2 separate regions of the Homo sapiens genome follow, and region 1 is linked to region 2. The links are chromatin loops, found by intact Hi-C in ENCODE. Cell type or tissue: GM12878. All regions are shown on one strand. Links, peaks and the distances in the headings refer to the core of each region. The heading gives the core; the rest is flanking DNA.

Region 1 (2,500 bases), core at 1-2,500, 430 kb after region 2:
AGAGAGAACACTGCCTGAACTCACAAGAAGGACAGTGGAAACAAACTGGTATGAGATATTTTCTTTTGTATTTTATTCTTTGAGGAAAAGAATTCTAAACAATAAGTCATCATTATAATTATTATTTTGAATTTTATTGTTATGAATAATAATAACATAACAGAATCCCTGTTTTATAACTACAGAGAAAAAAGTAAGGGTTGAGGAAATGAGGAAGAAAGCTTTCTAAGAAGATCTTACATTGTAAACAATGACCCTTGAAACTACTTTATAACACTTCTTGCTGAAGGACTGAAGTTCAAGGTGTGCTCTTCCTGAACTCTCTAGAGACAGACTGTTCCACCTTTAAGGCATGGTGAACATTCTCACTTGAAAGTGTCACTGTGAGCTGTTTGCTTTAAAGTGATTCAAACACAATCAAATATTTTTAAAAGAGCTTTCTTTTATCCTGTGTATTCAAAATAAGAATTATAACCAAAAGCTGATCTTAAAGAACTCATATTTTTTAAAAAAAGTAAATAGAGTTTATTGATTTCTCAAAATATCTATACAGTAACCACCAAGTTTATGAAAATCTTTAGAAATACATATAAAAATACAGCCTAGATATAGTTGAAATAGAATTCTTTTTACTTTTTTTTCTTTAACACATGGTTGATGTCATCTGGGTCTATTCTTGGTCTTATAATTCCAAAGTCAGTGTTCACCACTGACATCATTGACAATGTAAGGAAAGTTCTTTACTTAATAAGCTTGAAGGTGTTGAAAAAACAAAAAAGGTGCTAACACAACAGAGATTTCAATCGCCAAGTAGCACACCTCATGAAAATACACCAGACATTTATTAATGTAACAGGGCATTTTAGGAAATTTATATGAAATTAAATCAAGAGAATATTGTTAAAAACTAAATACTAAATTTCAAGATTAACTAATTAGATATTTTTGGTATTTAGCCATGACTGAGAGATAACCAAAAATGTAACCAGTAAATTTTTTCCTATAGGAATTTTATTCAATTGCAGGAGTCTCTAAAGTATGTTTTTGTGAACATACTTTGAATGTGTCTGAAAAGGAAAGATACAATTTTTGCTTTTTTTGGATTACAACAATGCAATTTGGAAACAGCAATTTAATCAAAGAAAATAATTATCATTACTTGTTTCCTCAATAAAACATGAATATATAAATCATATAATATAATTAGATCAATTTATCTTTAAAGGTGCATAATTTTTAAAAGGAATTTTATTATGCTTCTTGTTTTATGTTTCAAATAGACATTCACACACACACACACACACACACACACACACACACACAAACACACACAGCATAACAGACTCAGGCCATCATGTTCGCCTAAATCCAAATATCAAAATAATGTTCTTAGAGTGCCACCTTCTGGAAAAGTATGCCTGTATTTGTTTGGGGAAAAAAGCTGAATTGTGGCTAATAAATGTAAAAAACTCCTTTCACACATGAACAGTATTTGTTATTCTCAACCAAAAAAATTATTGCAATGTTTCCATTCTTAATCTAAGATTTGAAAGCTAAAAACTCAGTTATTTAAACCAGTATATTCCATTTGCTAAATATTATAATTGCCAAAATAACAAACAAACAACAACAAACCATGGAAAGAGCATTCAGGTAAACTTTTTTTATTATTGAATTTCCAGGGTCAAACCTATTTAACCAGATTAGCTTAATAACTCTGAACCAAATATGCTACTTTTAAATGAACACAGGCAATAATCTATGTATCTTTGTATATGGATTTAAGATTTTAAAATAAAAGTAATCATCTTATGACTGGCAACTCAACTACCTTTACTCTCTCCCAGTGAGAAGACAAACATAATAAAGACTGTATCAGATAAAGAAAGGGGCCCAAGTTGAACAGACTTGGTGTCTGTCCACACTCTATTCCCCACTACCTGTGCGACCTTAGATCATCTGCTTAATCTGAGTCCCTTTTTTATTATCTTGAAAATGGGGATAAAAGCCCTCTCTCAAAATCGGTATGAGGACTAAATTAGATAATGTATTTGAAGTGACTAATATGGTGTCTAAAACACACAGACACTTGAAGCGACCCTTTTACTCCCCCTTTCCTTCTCCTCACCCCAAAATTGTCTGTTAGAAAGAGTGCAGGTGGGGAAGGATTGACTCTGGGGAAAGGGGAAAATGAAGCATTTACATCACTCCATGTTTTATGGAGTTAAAATGAACATTTTATAATCTTCCATCCTTCAAGAAAGGTATTTATCATAGTAAAATAACACTGACTTTAAATTCCTCTAAGAATCGCCATCAAATCCTGGTACAGAGTCACCATTCCATGTTGAGTGCTTCAGCAAATGCAGGATGAACTGCACTTGGGCTCATACAGGGAAACTCAAGGAATGTACAAGCCTCCATGTCACAGAAGGCTGGTACTTCATAGCTATGTCCTCAGAACATAGCAATAAGATGTTGTAACAGGAAGCTACTAGAA
Region 2 (12,145 bases), core at 4,069-6,568:
TCTCCCTTTATCTCCCCAGGAGGGGCAGTCCACCATCATTTCTCATCCTTTCTCCAGATCCATGTTGCAGAGGCTAAATTCCAGATGAGTGCAGCTGAGCAGTCAGCGGCTCCCTTCCTTACCCAGTTTGTAGACTAGAGGGTCTTCCCTAGACAAGGCCCTAGATTCCGGCAAAAATACTGAGAAACTGGACCACTCGTGCATTGCTGATGGGACTGTAAAATGATACAATCATCCTGGAAAAGAGTATGGCAGTCTCTTACAAAACTAAAGATGCACTTACCATATGAACCACAAATTGCACTCTTGGACATTTATCCCAGAGAAATGAACATTTACGTTCACACAAACCCTGTACATGAATATTCATAGCAGCTTTGTTCATAATAGACAAAAACTGGAAGCCATCCAAATGTCTTTCCATGCATGAGCAGTTAAACAGATTGTGGTTCATCAAGCCATAGACTACTACGCAGTAATGGAAAGGAATTGATACACTAATCAACTTAGATAGATCTCAAGAAAATTATGCTGAGTGAAGAAAAAGCCCATCTAAAAGTCCATCTTAAAAGGTTACATACTATATAATCCCATTTGTATTACATTCTTGACATGACAAAATAATGGAAAGCAAATTAGTGGCTGCCAAGAATTGAAGTTAGGTGGCTATGCAAGGATAGCATGAGGGTTCCTTGCAATGGAATTCTTCTGTATCTTGACTGTGGTGGTCGTCACATGAATGTACCCAGGTCATAAATTGCATAGGGCAAAATACATAGACAAAATACACACACACCCACAAGTAAGTGCATGGAAAGCTGGTAAAATCTGAATGTGAATGGGTCGTCTCCACATCAGTTTCTTGTTTGTGCTTTTGTATCACAGTAATGTAGGAATTACAATAGAGGAAACTGGATGAAGGGTACATGGAATTTCTGTGTATTATTTCTTACAACTGCCTGTACATCTACAATTATCTCAAAATTAAAAAAAAAGAGTTTAATAAAAGCAAACTGATGGCACACAAAGTTGAATGATCAAAGGATTTTTAGACAAGCTCGGCTGAGCTACTCACATCATTACTACCATTTGAAACAGAAAATTTGCCTTTATTTTGCCTTACTGTGGCCCTTTAAGAAATAAAAGACATGAAAAATAGTATTTGAGAGCTACTTTCTCCAGCTATGCTCTGTGACCGCTAACAGGTTGAGAAATTTGTTTTCGTTAATCATAGGTCTTGCCACACAGGTGATACACAGGTGATTCGGTGCTGAGAAAGCACACGGTCAGTGGTGTCGTGGGCGTGAACCAAGTCCTGGCTTTGTCTCCTGCACAAGCTGTGAAATAGAATATGTGACTTGCCCACTCTCAAAGTCAGACCTGTAAAATGGTGTAAGAATAATATCTAACAGAATTTTGTAAAAATTAACTATGATCTGAAAAATAAAGATAAGTAAATGGACTTCGTAAAGGATTAAACAGTTATTGCTGTGAAATTGGCATTTCAGAGCTTACCTAGCCAAATCCTGAATTTTATGGATGAGAAACCTGAGGTCAAGAAAAGTGAGTGTCTAACAGTAGACATAGAGCAGCTTGTTAGATAAAGAGCGAGGGCTTTGGAAGACCAGTCCCTTTTTCATAAGAGAAAGATTTTAAACATTTGAAGGAAATCACCTGCAATTCTACTTTATTTTAATGTCTTCACTGCACCCAGGAGATTATACATATATTATTATTGTTTCATAAATGAGGACAGTTTCAAAAACCAAAGCAAACTGCATAGGCAAATTCTAACAATGTACTTTAATTTCATATACCTTTTTTTGTCACAGTGTTAGTCCCAATTTGAAAACCAGCAGTTTTTCTTCCCTTCATCTCAACAAAAAGAGAGCAAAGTTCAGGATTTGTAGACATTTGTTTCTAAATTTTTTATGGGATAATATAATCAAGCACCTCGGTAAATTTTTATTCATTAAAATACAAATTCTGTCAGCTTAGTCATTGCCTTTACCTGTGGAAAATGAACTTTTTGTTCTTTTTCCCTTTATGGAAAGCTGAATAGAAATGTTAGGATTTTGTTTTATAGCAGTGTTTCATTCTCCAAGTCTACTTGTCTCAAGACTTTTTATAATGCATTATATACCTGGATTTTTCAAGTTCTCACCTGAGCCAGTAATAAGACGTATATTTAAGGAGGTGCCTTTTTCTGAGCCCCTAGGCCAGGAATATATTCATCTTTATGTACACATGTTCTGATAACCCCATATAACCTTATGTCTTATTCTTTAACAAGTTTCTTTTATAAGCCAGCCCTGCTGAAACAATAACCTTAAGCTCCCTAAGGGTTTCCACTACCATAATGTCAGCTTTCCTGGACTTCATTTTGTCACTACAATTCCCCATGGCTGTGTAATAATAAAAACTTCTACGTGTACAGCACTTTAAATATTTCAAAGCGTATTAACCCATATCAGTTTTAGCCTGTGAGTCCTTGCCCATGCTCTTTTTTTTCTGTTTAAAGGTGAGGTTGAAAACAGAGAGGACAGAGACTGCCTGTGTTCTTAGGGTTGGAACCTTGGACCAAAAAGCAGGGTTCCTTCGGACTCTGGCTCCGTTTCTTCCCTGACTGGCAGCCAGTACTCATGACTTCTTGCTCTGAGCTTTCAAGAAGACTGGATCCGTCACTTTAGAACAGACTCGACCTAGACAGTCTACCAAGGTAAAATCTTGTATCTCAGGAAACCATGGGCTCTCACCTCCTAGGGTGTTCAACCATAAACTGAATGACTAATTAAAGTGGATTCAGTCAAGTGGGTGGTTAGACACGAAGACACGGAAGGTCATTTCTACCACTGACATTCTGTAATTATAACAAAATATGTTTTAAAGTCTAAACTACAATATTTTTTAGTAAATTGCTTTCTCATTTTTTTTCTTCCTTACAAACTATGATTGTTAAAAAGGAAAAAAACAACATGCAAAAGGAATTGAGTAAAAAAAGGCTAACAGTGGCCGGGCGCAGTGGTTCACACCTGTAATCCCAGCACTTTGGGAGGCCAAGGCGGCTGGATCACTTGAGGCCAGGAGTTTAGACCAGCCTGGACAACATGGAGAAACTCCATCTCTACCAAAAAAATACAAAAAATAAGCTGGGCGTGGTGGCACATGCCTGTAATCCCCACTACTCAGGAGGCTGAAGCAAGAGAATCACTTGAACCCGGGAGGCAGAGGCTGCAGTGAGCGAAGATCACACCACTGCACTCCAACTTGGGTGACAGAGCAAGACTCTGTCTCAAAAATAAAAAGCAGGCCAGGCACGGTGGCTCACGCCTGTAATCCCAGCACTTTGGGAGGCCGAGGCAGGCAGATCACGAGGTCAGGAGATCAAGACCATCCTGGCCAACATGGTGAAAATCCGTCTCTATTAAAAATACAAAAATTAGCTGGGCGTGGTGGCACACACCTGTAATTCCAGCTACTCGGGAGGCTGAGGCAGGAGAATCGCTTGAACCCGGGAGTTGGAGGCTGCAGTGAGCCAAGATCGCCACTGCACTCCAGCCTGGCGACAGAGCGAGACTCTGTCTCACAACAAAAACAAAAACAAAAACAAAACAAAAGAAAAAGAAAAAAAGCATAATGGCGTGTAAATGTTTGTCTCAAGAATACTCTCTGCCATTAATAAATTCACTTTTTTTTTTTTTTTTTTTTTTTGAGATGGAGTCTTGCTCTGTCACCCAGGCTGGAGTGCAGTGGCCAGATCTCAGCTCACCACAACCTCTGCCTCCCAGGTTCAAGCGATTCTCCCACATCAGCCTCCCGAGTAGCTGGGACTACAGGCATGCGGGAGCTACCACACCTGGCTAATTTTTGTATTTTTAGTAGAGACGGGTTTCGTCATATTGGCCAGGCTGGTCTCAAATTCTTGACCTCAAGTGATCTGCCCGTTTCGGCCTCCCAAAGTGCTGGGATTATTGGCATCAGCCACTGGGCCTGGCCTACATTAATAAATTCTTCATTGTTTTTCCTTCTACTAGTTACTAGTTTCTCCTCCCTCCAATTGACCCTCTATATTAGTGTTGTCCATTAGAACTTCCTGTGATGATGGAAATGCTATCCAATGCAGTCACCACATCTAGCTATGAAGCTATTTGTGTAATATGAAGCCATATTACACGAAATATGGCTATAGTAACCAAGTAACTCAATTTTTAATTTCATGTCGTTTTAATGAATTTTAATTTAAATAGCCATGTATGGCTAGTGGTTACCATATTTCACAGCACAACCTCATGACCATCAAATTAATAGTCCCCAAAACAACTCTGCTGCCCTGCTTAAAAATTTCTCCTAGATCCCATTTGAGAATGAGAGGTGGCAGAATATGCCACCACAAAATATACCACCTTGGCATAAGGATTCTTTTGAGCTCGAGGCACTTGAAAAGAAGCAGATACAAGAAGAACTCTGACCTTCTTCTTTCTCTAAAGAGCAGAAGATGAAATTGCTATGTGAAAGATGGCCTCCCTATACCAGAAGGAAAGTAACATTCTTATCAAGGATGAGTTGAGGCCAAGAGAATTCTGTACAGCCAGACCTCGTTCAAGATTTCATCTTCCTTTAGCCTTCCCACACAGTTTAGTCTTTGTTCAACCTACTATATAAGCATTTAGGTTTTGCCACTTCTTTGGGTATTCATTTCCTTATGAGGGCTCCCATGTCATGTAAAACACATAATTATGTATGTTTTTCTCCTGCTTATGTCTTACGTCAATTTAATTCTCAGGCCCAGACAAAAACTCTTAGGAGATAAAGATGAAATTTTGTCTCCCATGCAACCACATCGCTGTTTCTCAAACTTCCCTGTCAAAATACAACTAACAGTTGAGACTGGAGAGCATACTACTAAGTCCAGAAGTTTAACTTAAAAACTGGACAAGTTGGAAATTAATTTAATGTTCTTTTTATCTTTAAAATATGTGTAAATTTTGCCATCCTCTACCTGACATAACCAAATTTCTCTTAAGATATAAAGGTTTAAAATATCTTGCCATCAGATAAAAGAACAAAAATTTCCTATGTCCTTCACTGATCAACAGGTGAGAAGCTATTGCACTAATGATACCACTAATGAAACTAACCACTAACAATTTGAGAAAGTTCAGTAAAATGAATGATTGCTGCGGCTGCTGAAACATACATCAGGTTTTATACTTAATCAATTTCCCTTCTGGGTATGAGTGTCATATTTTGAGAACTGAGATTCACCTAAGTATGGGGTTATAATGGCAATGGTTTCGGGTTTGTTTTTTTTTTTAACTTTAACAACTGTGTCAGAATAATAATTGTCAGAATGTTGCCAAAAGTGTTGATGAGTGAAAAATAGTTTTAGGTATTTGCTGGTGGATAAATTTAACCTGTACCAGTTTATAGAGGAGTAAAATCTCTGGTTTCTTATGATCAATGATACAATGTGTTTTACTTTCAAAGGAAAGATTTATTAAATCATTTTTCCAGTGTATAAAGATGGCTGATGTTCTTTATTTTATTGTAAATACAATTTTCATCACATAAAAAATATATGCTAAACTCATTTAAGAATCATTCTTTTTCGGACAGGTGCAGTGGCTCACTCCTGTAATCCCAGCACTTTGGAAGGCCGAGGCAGGCAGATCACCTGAGGTCGGGAGTTCAAGACCAGCCTGACCAACATGGAGAAACCCCGTCTCTACTAAAAATAAAAAATTAGCCGGGCGTGGTGGTGCATGCCTGTAATCCCAGCTACTGGGGAGGCTGAGGCAGGAGAATTGCTTGAACCCAGGAGGCGGAGGTTGCGGTGAACTGAGATCGCACCATTGCACTCAGGCCTGGGCCACAAGAACGAAACTCCATCTCAAAAAAAAAAAAAAAAAGAATCATTCTTTTTCAATAAGATAAATAATACATTTGTAACATGAAAAAATTAATATGGTCTTCACAGAAGAGTTCAATAAGGCCATGTTCTTTATTTTCTATAATTAAATTAAACCACTTTATGAGACCCAATTTCACTGATGGAGGAAGAGCAACGTGCATTTAAATTTGCTGATTAAACCTAATTCACATTTTCTTGCTTAAAACACTCTCTCACAGAAATATTCAGTCAATTCAAAATATACCTTCCTATGAGGGCATTTTTCTTTCCCTCCTCCTTTTTCCTAAGATAGAGTCTGCATTCAAAGTAAGCTTTTCAAAGCTTCATAGCAAGAAGCAAGACCTCTAGTTTATTTAACCTTGAAAAGACCAACAAGCAATTTTTCCTTTGCGTAGGAACTGTGCTTTTGATAGCATTGTCTCTATCTACAATGTTCTTCTATTTTGCTGCAAGATTTCTTGTGATTTTTCTCCTTTGAAATGTGTCTGGTTTTTTTTAATATCATTGCAAAGATAATGGCTACAAGAGGCATCATGTTGTAGATTCATTTACATCTCCTCAATCGCAAGCTCCATATTTTAAACAAACATCTCCTATATATCTCTCTTAATCTAATCTCTTTTAATTTGGTTTTTCTGTGCATTTTCTAGCTGTGTTTGTCGTGGTGCTCCCACCTTCTTTGTTGCCAGTGCCAATGCCAGGGTCAGATTGCTCTAAACTTTCCTTATTACCATGAATATTTACATTGGCTTTAAGCATCCTATTTTTGTCCACTGCTCTATGTTCCTGAAACCGCCCAATGGGTTCTCCTTGCCTACTGCCTAGACAGGGCCAATTTATCAAGACAAGGGACTTGCAATAGAGAAAGAGTTTAATTCATGAAGAGCTGGCTGTGTGAGAGACTGGAGTTTTATTATTACTCAAATCAGTCTCCCAGAGAATTCGGGAACTGGAGTTTTTAAGGATAATTTGGTGGGTAGCAGGCCAGTGACTCAAGAGCACAGATTGGTTGGCTTAGAGATGAACTGATAGGGAGTTGAAGCTGTCCTTTTATGCTGACTCAGCTCCTGGGTGGGGGCCACAGGACTGGTTGTCAGGTCCCAGTGGGGACATCCCATTGTCAGAAATGCAAAAACCTGAAAAGACATCTCAAAGGCCAATTTTAGGTTCTACAATAGTCACGTTATCTTCAAGAGTAATTGGGGAAGTTGCAAATCTTATGACTTCCAGAATAATGGCTGGTAATTATTTAGAATTCAAGCTCCTCTCATCCTAACTTGGTAGCCTTTCAATAGTTTTACAAGAACAGTTTAATTTGGGGGAAGGGCTATTGTTTAAACTATAAACTTAATTTCTTCCAAAGTTAGCTCTGCCCACGCCCAGGAATGAGCAAAGATAGCCAACATGTGAGCTACAGACAAGATGGAGTCAGCCATGTCAAATTTCTCTGTTTGACAGTTTCCTGCTGTAATTTCCTCAGTTATAATTTTTGCAAAGGTGGTTTCATTCCCAATTGTCTTTATAATTTTCTGTTATTATATGATTAAAATGTAAACTGACAGGAAAATTATCTAAAACTTCCATACAGTATCACTACTTCTGTATTATCAGAGAATACACTGCAGGAAGTCGAGCCAAGCATACCAGTGATCACATGTTTACAGACTAATCTTCCTTTGGCTGTAGTTCTAGAAGAAAGTTGATCAGATATGTGGACTGTTTGTGTATTTGTGTAGCAAACATTTTCAAAAAATAGTAGTACTGACTCATAAACTGGTAAACATGTGTTTCTCAAAAAAATAAAATAAAATAACTCTTGGTGAGCCTTCCAGGACTCATGGAGGAGGTTCATTTTTCAGCTAACCTGCCTCATAGACTAGAATCTGCTATGTGGACCTGCAACATTAACCAATGTAGTAGACACTGTCAGGCTGGAGCCAAGGAAGGCCTTTTTGCCCCAGCTTTTTCAGCTGTCAGGTCCTTCAGGGTCAGGCACAGCTGCGAAGAGCCTCCTTGTCTAGGTCAATGCCCTTCTCAAGAAGGTCTACATCCAATGACTGATACATGGAGGCTGGGTCATTTCAACCCCATGCAGAGCCACACTGACAGAGCATCTTTAGTTCCAAGTTTCTCCATGGAGTCTGCAGAGGCTATCACAGGGCCTGCTTTGCCACTTGACTTCTCTTCCAGCTCAATCCTGCATCCTTTCCCTTCTTGCCACAGTAAACTTCCTACATGCTAATCTCAGTCTTGGTGACTGATTTCTGGAGAACTCAATCTGCTGCCACATAAGCTCACTTTCCTGAAATATTAGTCCTGTTTCTTACAGTACTGATACCGTCATAACAAACAATTATCTGATTTTCTAGTCATTCACTAAACATAAAATATTACATAAACCATCTAACTTAGTGGTTCTAAATGAACCACTGGAGAGATTTTTTTTTTTTTTTAGTATTAGTATCCAGACCAATTAACTATGGGAACAGGCCCCAGGAATCAGTATTTTTTAAGAGCTTTCCACGGGGTTCTAAAGTGTAACCAGGATTGAGAACACTCAATGCTTTCAGGAAAAAATATACAACTCACCAAGGAGGGAGAAAAGGATTCTGCTGCATTTGCCTATGCTTACGTATGCTAAAACATGTTCCCACCACCTAATATGCTAGCCAGTTTGCACACACACCATCACCTCTGCTTTTGCTCATGTTCCAGTGGGTGAACTATTCGTGCTTCAAGGCCAGCTTCTCCATCTGTGCAATGGATCCCATCTTCTCAAGGACCTCTCTCTAGACAATGCCCCCTTCTGTTCTGCACCATTACTTTTTCTTTCTCCACTGTATTGTTTCCGTTAGCATGCAAACAGCCAGAGATGTCTCCATTCTTTACAAAAAGAAAAATCTCAACCCCAAATTCTTCTCCAGCTACTTCCAGTCTTCCAGCTACTGCCTCATGCCTCTCTCCTTTTTCAGGCAAATGTCTTCAAAAAGTTAATTGTATATGCTTTCACCATTTCCTCACCTTCCATTCTCTCTTGAGCCTACTTTAATCAGGCTTTTATCCCAACCCTCCAACCAAAGATGCTTTTATCAAGGGTGCAGTGACATCGACATTGCCAGACTTAGTCCACATATTGCTAAATCTGTCACAAGCCTTTGACACAGTCCATCACTTCCTCCTTGGACACTGTCTCAAGTGTCTGGTGTCCTGAATAGCACACCCTCTTGAGATTCTCCTCCTGCCCTAATGGTCTCAGCCCTCCTTGCTGGCTCCTCATCTTCCCAGTCTCTACACATCACTTTGCTGAATGAGGGGATTATCCCAGTTTTATGGCTTTAAATATCATCTCAATGCTTGGGATACTCAAATGTATATTCCCAATTCAGACTGTCCCCCGAATTCCAAGCTTATTTACCCCAACTATCTCTTTCAATCTCCACTTGGATATCTAATTATCATGTCACACTTAGATCATGCCAATTCTTCTCAGTCTCGGTAAATAACACCACCAACCTAGTTGCTCTTGCCAATATCTTTTTTTTTTCTTTTTTCTTTTTGGAGTCAGGGTCTCACTCTGTCACTCAGGCTGGAGTGCAGTGGTGCGATCATGTCTCACTGCAGCCTCAACCTCCTCGGGCTCAGGTGATCCTCCCACCTCACACTCCCAAGTACCTGGGACTACAGGCACATGCCACCATGCCCAGCTAATTTTAGTATTTTTTGTAAAGACAGGGTTTTGTCAGGTTGCCCAGGCTGGTTTCGAACTCCTGAATTCAAGTCATCCACCTACCTTGGCCTCCCTGAGTTCTGGGATTACAGGCATGAGTCATTGTGCTTGGCTCCAAAATCTTTAAAGCCTATCTAAAATGTTCTCTTTGATTTCATGCCACAAAATTTGTTAGCTCCACCTTTAAAATATATTTAGATTAAGACCTCTCTTCATCACCACCCTGCTGTCACCCTAACAAAGCAACCATCATCTCTCAAAATAAATCCTAATGTCCTTAGGGCTTCCTAGGCCTACTCTTTATGCCCCAGGCTACCTATCCAGGTGAATCTCTTCCAGTTCTCCTCCATGAATTTCTGTCTCACAGAATGCATGTACCATTGCACTTTGTAACGTCAGTCTCTCCCACCAGACAATGATCAGATTCTTAGTTGTCTCTTTATACCCATTCACAGTGCACTGACTGAGCACAAATTTAAGGTTTCAATAAATGGTAAGTGAATGAATAATGAATGAATGAATGCTACAATATTGATTATAATGGATAAAGAGATATATTGACCGGCTTGACAGAAAACTCGAGGTTATTATTAGCTACATTCTCTGTGCATGCTAACTGGGAAGAATTTCACACTTGCTTTGATGTATTCATTTTTCTCCTGGATTCAGTTGGTAAAATTAAATTGTCTTTCTTCTTTGCAGAGGCTGATTAATTTAAACAAAAGGGCATGTGTAGTGACCCTCACAGCATACTAACCAACTTAGTTGACTCCAATAATTCAATATATACAAAGAAAGCCTGTTAAAACAAGGCAGGAGCTAATGAAGCCAACAAAATCAGTTCTAAAAGTTTAGAAGGTCCCTAATAATCTATATATCGTTAAATTATTTCAAAATTTTTTATAAAGAGATTACGTAGCTGTTACACATTCCTGGATAACTTTAGTTGCAGAATATAATCTCTCAAAAGTTCTGGCCATTTTTATTTTTTATGTAATTCTATTTGATATTAGTTCAGAGAGGCCCAAAATTAAAATTAATGCGTATTTCCCTAATGAGAGTGACTTCATGATTTGCATTCACATTAATTTTCAACAGCCTTACTTAAAATTGTTTTGAATTAGAGTTTTGTAATTAGGACTTAACATTTAAATCACATTCAGGAGACTGTGCATATGGGTAAACAGACTGCCAGAATAAAGTATGAGCTAACAAAATAGTAATCTATTACTTAAAGGCATTTGGTAAGTCATATTGTATTTATCCTTTTACATCTTCTTACAAAAATATTCTCTTAAGTTTCTTAGCCACAGTTCATCCCCCTCATTTGACCCACACTTGCTCACAGTGATGTCACCTTCACCATTCCATCCCAGACCTTCAAACCTTTGTGAAATCCTGTGAGCCAATGACACAAGGGGGAAATTCAGTAAAATACTAACACGTTTATGTTCCTGCTAACCTGAGGTCCGCTCTCTTTTCCCCAAATCATAGCGTAGCCTCCAATAATGCATTTCCCAACTTAAAATATCACCTTCCCACTATTCTATTTAGAAACTGGCAAAAACTATAAGATCAGGTGTTCACACATTTGCTTTTTAAATTTGAGCACCATTTTATCGGTTTTCTTGCCTGACAACCCTCCCATGTTCCACTCATGTCTAGTTTTTGATATCCTAGCATTGTCTGTTTACCTCTAGTGCAAGGTTTCACAACCTCAACACTACGGATATTTGGGGCCTGGTGATTGTTTGTTGTGGGGGGCTGTTGTGTGCATCATAGGATGGTTAGTATCCCTGAGTTGTGCCCACCAGAGATGACATTAACAACTCCTCCCACCCTCACCCTGGTTGTAACAACCAAAAATGTTTTCAGATGTTATCAAATGTCTTCTGGGGACATAGGCGGAAGGACAAATTGCCCCAGTTGAGAACTGCAGCTCTGTGATGACTGAAGTTAAAGGTTTTTCCAAATGACACAACTGAGATTCAAATTCCAAGATCACTGGGATTCAAATCTACATCATCTTAATCCACAATGCATTGTCTTTCCCATAAAATGAGAAATCTTGCACTAGATAGATGCCAATTTAGCCATGGTGTGCTCCTGGAGATCATGAGTGTAATGACGTGTGATGGTTAATTGTATGTGTCAATTTGGAGGGTATTTTTGGATGAGATTAACATTTAAATCAGTAAACTTTGAGTAAAGCAGATTGCCTTCTGTAATGTGAGTGGGCCTCATTCAATCAGTTGAAAGCCTAAGAAGAACGAAATGATTGGCCACCCCCTCAAGAAAGAAATTCTAGCAGACTGTCTTGGGATGGAAATGCACCATCAGCTCTTCTGGGTCTAAAGTCTTCTGGCCCACACTGAAGATTTTGGACTTGCCAGCCTCCATTAATTGTATGCACCAATTCTTATATAATGTATACACATGCTATTGATTCAATGTCTCTGGAGAATCCTAATACATGCCATAATTGAAATAACAATATGTATGTTTTC

What was found. A loop is a pair of places that touch in the nucleus more often than their neighbours do. Peaks named below come from ENCODE experiments on the same cell type or tissue, not always from the same donor. Only the 100,000 strongest peaks of a DNase experiment are listed, where the experiment ranks them.
Region 1: it touches region 2 in a loop (2.9-fold over the local background); 11 of 110 quality-filtered maps call a loop at or near these places.

The regions. Positions count from the first base shown.
Region 1 is chr2:195,937,060-195,939,559 of GRCh38, forward strand. The region is part of intron 19 of DNAH7 (dynein axonemal heavy chain 7); the gene reads right to left. Among named protein-coding and RNA genes, the nearest start is that of DNAH7, 130 kb to the right of the region's middle. In GM12878, for the core only: a CTCF peak has its summit at 1,417 (motif pointing left); no DNase peak of the experiment used is centred there.
Region 2 is chr2:195,500,677-195,512,821 of GRCh38, forward strand. No RefSeq gene overlaps it. Among named protein-coding and RNA genes, the nearest start is that of LINC01825, 26 kb to the right of the region's middle. In GM12878, for the core only: no CTCF peak of the experiment used is centred there; a DNase peak (open chromatin) is centred at 5,205.